2 separate regions of the Homo sapiens genome follow, and region 2 is linked to region 1. The links are chromatin loops, found by intact Hi-C in ENCODE. Cell type or tissue: tibial artery. All regions are shown on one strand. Links, peaks and the distances in the headings refer to the core of each region. The heading gives the core; the rest is flanking DNA. Region 1 overlaps ANKS3 (ankyrin repeat and sterile alpha motif domain containing 3). Region 2 overlaps SMIM22 (small integral membrane protein 22).

Region 1 (2,904 bases), core at 291-2,790:
AGTGCTGAGATTATAGGCATGAGCCACTGCGCCCGGCCTCACTTCTTATTTTGAATATTTGTGTTTGTTCTTTTTTTTTTTTTGAGACAGAGTCTCGCTCTGTTGCCCAGGCTGGAGTGCAGTGGCGCGATCTCGGCTCACTGCAACCCCCGCCTCCCAGGTTCAAGCGATTCTCCTGCCTCAGCCTTTTGAGTAGCTGGGACTACAGGGTGCCCACCACCACACCTGGCTAATTTTTTTTTTGTATTTTTAGTAGAGACAGGGTTTCACTGTGTTAGCCAGGATGGTCTCGATCTCCTCACCTCGTGATCTGCCCACCTCGGCCTCCCAAACTGCTAGAATTACAGGTGTGAGCCACCGTGCGCAGCCTCTTCCTTTTTTTCTTAAGTTAAATACTAGTACTTTGTCTGTTTAGTGGAAAAACAAGAAAAACCCATCGGATTTTGATTTATTAATGAGACCTACTGATTGTCTGTTTAATTTCTGCTTTTATTTTTATTTGGCTTACTTTGTTGTTCTAGTTTTTTGAGTTGGAAACTTCTTTCATTTTCATTGTTGCCCTTTTGTTGCTAAATGTTAGAGGCTGTGAATTTTTGCTGATTGCTGCTTTAAGTGTATTCTGGGGGTTCTGTATTTAATACTTTCCTTGTTATTTTTAGAAATTCTGTAATTTTTATTTATATTTTCTCCTTCACCCAGGAGTTGTCTAATAGAAGTATTATGATTGTTTTTGTTTGTTAATTTCTAGATGGAAGGGCCTTTTTGATCTTGCAATTAATTTCTCATGTTATTCTGATTAACTTTAATGTGTCTGATCAGAGAGTGTTTATAATTCTTACATTTACATAACTTCCTTGTCATCTTATTTATCATCTACTGATCTATCTATATATATATATATTTTTTTCAGATGTAGTCTCACTCTGTCACCCAGGCTGGAGTGCCCAAGTGCGATCTTGACTCACTGCAACCTCTGCCTCCCAGGTTCAAGCGACTCTCCTGCCTCAGCCTCCCGAGTAGTTGGGATTCCAGGCATCTGCCACCACGCCTGGCTCATTTTTTTTTGTATTTTTAGTAGGGACAGGGTTTCACCATGTTGGCCAGGTTGGTCTTGAAGTCCTGACCTCAAGTGATCCGCCCACCTCGGCCTCCCAAAGTGCTGGGATTACAGGCGTGAGCCACCGCGCCCGGCCCTGATCAATATTTTTTAGTGTTCCGTGTTTTGCTTGAGAAGTTGTATTCTCTATTATCTGTATACAGTTTAGCATATCTGTGAGTCTATCTTATTTAGGATTATGTACTCTTAGTTCATTTTCTACAAAATTACCTATTAGCGTGTTTCTGATTTATGAAGGAAGTTGGTGCATTTTTTGGTGACAGATTTTCATAACTTGTTATAGATTCACTGTGAATTATGGCTTTTAGTATTAGAAGTGTCCTTCTGGCTGGGCATGGCCCATACCTGTAATCCGAGCACTTTGGGAGGCCAAGGCGGGCAGATCCCCTGAGGTCAGGAGTTCGAGACCAGTCCAGCCTACATGGTGAAACCTTGTCTCTACTCAAAATACACAAATTAGCCAGGCATGGTGGCACATACTTACAATCCCAGCTACTCGGGAGGCTGAGGCAGGAGAATCACTTGAACCCGGGAGGCGGAGGTTACAATGAGCCGAGATTGTGCCACTGCACTCCAGCCTAGGTGACGGAGTGAAACTCTGTTTCAAAAAAAAAAAAAAAAAAGTGTCCTTCCGTGTCATATTTAATGTGTTTTGCCCTGAATTCCACGTTGATAGCAGGATTGCAGCCCTGGCTCTTTTGTGGTTTCCATCTGCCTGTTCTTTTTAAGCTGCTCTGAGGGTGTGTTGGGTGCTGAGATTCACGCAGCTGCCGTTCCCTTGCTTATTGCTGCCTCTTTGCATTTGTCTTACAGCTCCCTCCCCTTCAGCTTGGATGGAAGCACAGTCTCCCTGGAGTGCTATAGATCTTTGAGTGTGAGGAGGTGTGTGTCCATATGGCTAGCTCAGTCGCCAGAGCTTGAGCCTCGTCATGGGGAAGGACAGAGTGGCCCACGTTCAGGGCCTGAGCTCTCCCTCTTTGCTGGCCTGCCCTGAGTTGTCCTGTCAGTTTGCACCTGAGCGAGCAGCTCCTTTCTCAGTGTCAGGCTCAGCCCAGCCTCTTCCCTGGCATTGGGATTGTTTCATAATAAACACAGCTCAGGTGGTAATGCAAAGGACCTTTCCCTTCATTTCTGCCCCAGCTTACCCACTCCACAAGGAGATCTCATCATTTCCTCCTGTATACAACTCACGTATCTCTTAAAAGTAGAATCAGATCAGAGCCTTATACAAATCAAATATGAAAAACTGAAAAGCTACAAAATAATAAAAGCTCTGGTTTGAGCTCTGAAAGCTCAGACTGGGAAGTGATTTGAAACAGTTTATAATCATAGCAAACACATGCCATGCTTTAGAAAATACAAAATTGTGGCTGGGCGCTGTGGCTCACTCCTGTGATGCCAGCACTTTGTGGGAGGCCAAGGTGGGCGGATCACAAGGTCAGGAGATCGAGACCAGCCTGGCCAACATGGTGAAACCCCGTCTCTACTAAAAATACAAAAACAAGATTAGCTGGGCATGGTGGCCGGGTGCCTGTAGTCCCAGCTACTTGGGAGCCTGAGGCAGGAGAGTGGCGTGAACCCAGGAGGTGGAGCTTGCAGTGAGCCGTGATCGCACCATTGCACTCCTGCCTGGGTGACAGAGCAAGACTCCGTCTCAAAAAAATAAAGAAAAAAAAAAGAAAATACAGAATTGCTTAATAAGTTGTTTCCAGCCGGGCACAGTGGTAACGTGCCTATAATCCCAGCACTTTGCGAGGCTGAGGTGGGTGGATCACCTGAGGTCAGGA
Region 2 (2,904 bases), core at 1-2,500, 90 kb before region 1:
CCCTGCAGCTGATGGACGCAGTGATGCTGCAGCTGACCAGAGCCCGAAACCGGCTCACCACCCCCGCCACCCTCACCCTCCCCGAGATCGCCGCCAGCGGCCTCACGGTCAGTGCCCCTGCCAGCCCCTGCTGCAGGAGAGGGGTCCCACAGTGGGTCCCAGCTTGCCCTCAGGATGGACGCGGAGGGGTGCCACTCCCAGATTATAGGTGGAATATTCTGTCTAGGCAGGTTTCTGGGATGGGGTCCTTGGCTTCCGTCCTGTGCCCCTAAAATACGTTAACCCTGTTTCGGGTTAGTGGTTCCCAAACCTGACAGCACAGGAGATACTTGGGGCACCTGGGAAAAGTCTGGAAGCCCCCATTGATGAGAAGAGCATCTCTGGGGTGGGGACTGGGATCCCCTGCAGACTCCATGAGTGACTGCAGAGCCCCGCTCCATCCAGCCTGGGCTGGGGGCTTGCGAGGGCCTCATCCCACCTGCCTCCCGCAGCGGATGTTCGCCCCTGCCCTGCCGTCCGACCTGCTGGTCAACGTCTACATCAACCTCAACAAGCTCTGCCTCACGGTGTACCAGCTGCATGCCCTGCAGCCCAACTCCACCAAGGTGAGGAGGGACCCCTGCCCGGCCCACTGCCCGCCATGCACACGCCCTGCAAGGCCTGACGGGTCTGGTGCTGTTCTCCCTAGAACTTCCGCCCAGCTGGGGGCGCGGTGCTGCATAGCCCTGGGGCCATGTTGTAAGTAGGCAGGGGCGGGGGGTCCAGGCACGCCCACCCCATCCCTCCACACCTGGAGGGCCGGGACCCTCCTCAGGGACCCTCTCACTGCCCACAGCGAGTGGGGCTCTCAGCGCCTGGAGGTGAGCCACGTGCACAAAGTGGAGTGCGTGATCCCCTGGCTCAACGACGCCCTGGTCTACTTCACCGTCTCCCTGCAGCTCTGCCAGCAGCTCAAGGACAAGGTGGGCCCGGGCCGAGCGCCTTCATTAGGGGAAGGACTTCTAAGGGTCCTTGCCACACCCTCAGAGCGCCCCAACCTTGGGGTCTGGTGTACCCCACAGCACTGCGAGGCAGCAATGCCCTGTCCTGACATATTGTCCTTGGGTGACCTTGACATCTCCCCTGGGCTACCCCATCCCCCTTCAGCAACCTACAGCACCCTCTCCCCTTGCAGATCTCCGTGTTCTCCAGCTACTGGAGCTACAGACCCTTCTGATCACAGCACCCAGGAGCTTGTCTCCAGGAAGGCGGCCCCGTCCCCTACTCATACCCACCACAGAGCACCAGCCAGTGCCAACGCCAGGCTGCTATTTATCTCCCTATCCCACCCCCTACCCCACCTAACACATTTGCACTGCCGGGAATGGACACTGGAAGTGCCAGGAGGAAGGAAGGCTGGTTTGGTGGGGTAGTGGGGAGGTCAGGGAGGCGGGGCCAAGGGTGTCCCACATTCCCAACACCGCCCTCTGATCACCATGGGAATCTTTGGACTCAGGACAGGGCCAGGCGCAGGGCTCTCCCTCCTCTCCCCTTCGCTGTCCCCTCCCCCTGGAGGGCATGGTGTCGGGGGGTGGCACTGAGCTATGAGTCCCGGGGATGGTGAGGAACGCCACAGACAGAGCCACCCTAGGAGTGAGTATAGTGCTGGTGACTGTGTTTCATAGCCCCAGTCCAGGGCTGTCTAAGAAATAAAGATCATCAGACTCCACCTGGAGCCCCTGTCTGTCTGTCTGAGTGGGAACCCAGGCAGGGGGTCTCTGGTAGTCAGTGGCCATGAGCTTCAGGAGCCAGCCGTCTCCCCTATTCCCGGAGCCTGGCTTCCGCGTTCCCTGTGCCATGCCAGGGCAGGGCACAGAACCTACTGTCGAGAGGGGACCCTCGGGCTGCCAAGAAGCCCATGGGGTGGCGACAAGAGCTCTACCTGGGACTTTGGGCCACCGAGTCTTTTTTTTTTTTTTTGAGACGGAGTCTCGCTCTATCGCCCAAGCTGGAGTGCAGTGGCGCGATCTCGGCTCACTGCAGGCTCCGCCTCCCGGGTTCAAGTGATTCTCCTGCCTCAGCCTCCCGAGTAGCTGGGACTACAGGTGCCCGCCACCACGCCCGGCTAATTTTTTGTATTTTTAGTAGAGACGGGGATTCACCACGTTAACCAGGATGTTCTCGATCTCCTGACCTCGTGATCCGCCCACCTCGGCCTCCCAAAGTGCTGGGATTATAGGTGTGAGCCACCGCGCCCGGCCTGAGACCAGCTCCCCTCCCAGCTAGGTGACTGAGGATGACCTGGCACAGTCGTGCTGACTGAAGGCTTGGAGAGGCCAGGTGGCCACCTGAGTGGGGCGGCGAGTCCCGCGTCACCCACCCAGACGGGGACTGGAAGACACTGCAGACTCAGGCTCTGGGCAGACAGAAGGCTTTGTTACTGCCACCGGGCAGGAGACACAGGGTCAGGGTTCCAGGGCCAAGTTATCCACTCCCTTGGGTCTTTCCTGCACGAGAAGCACAGCGGGACCAAGCAGGTTCGCTCGTTGTTCCCTAGGGGGATGAGCACCCTTCCCGCCACTCCCCTCACCTTCCGCCTCCACCCCCAGTACAGTTCCGTGCAGGTCCCAGAGGCCGGCAGGGCTCACCTTCCAGGGGCTCACCTTCCTGGGGCTTTCCCTGCGGGGCCCGGGGGAGCTGCAGCAGCAGCAGTGGGCGACGACCAGCAGCAGCAGGAGCAGCACGGTGCCTGGGGACAGGACAGGCGTCCAGGTGTGGCCCCAACCTGGAGCCCAGGGCAGGGGGCTGGGAGGACCCAGAGGCCACAGCCACACTTACCCATGAAGGTGAGGAAAACAATGAAGGCAACAGTGTCCCATGTGGACTGGAAAAACTGGTGGCTCTTCAGTCTCCCCAGGACTTCCT

The links. A loop is a pair of places that touch in the nucleus more often than their neighbours do. Peaks named below come from ENCODE experiments on the same cell type or tissue, not always from the same donor. Only the 100,000 strongest peaks of a DNase experiment are listed, where the experiment ranks them.
Region 2: a loop joins it to region 1, with 4 times the contacts of the local background. A loop is called at or near these places in 11 of 110 quality-filtered maps.

Annotation. Positions count from the first base shown.
Region 1 is chr16:4,706,118-4,709,021 of GRCh38, reverse strand. All of the region lies in intron 7 of ANKS3 (ankyrin repeat and sterile alpha motif domain containing 3), which reads left to right. Among named protein-coding and RNA genes, the nearest start is that of NUDT16L1, 14 kb to the right of the region's middle. In tibial artery, for the core only: no CTCF peak of the experiment used is centred there; no DNase peak of the experiment used is centred there.
Region 2 is chr16:4,795,772-4,798,675 of GRCh38, reverse strand. SMIM22 (small integral membrane protein 22) reads right to left here. Exons shown (of 4, transcript NM_001253794.2): 2 at 2,818-2,904; 3 at 2,628-2,728; 4 at 2,185-2,486. The coding sequence ends at 2,445. ROGDI (rogdi atypical leucine zipper) reads left to right here. Exons shown (of 11, transcript NM_024589.3): 7 at 9-107; 8 at 492-605; 9 at 689-738; 10 at 836-962; 11 at 1,175-1,708. The coding sequence ends at 1,216. Among named protein-coding and RNA genes, the nearest start is that of SMIM22, 1.9 kb to the right of the region's middle. In tibial artery, for the core only: no CTCF peak of the experiment used is centred there; no DNase peak of the experiment used is centred there.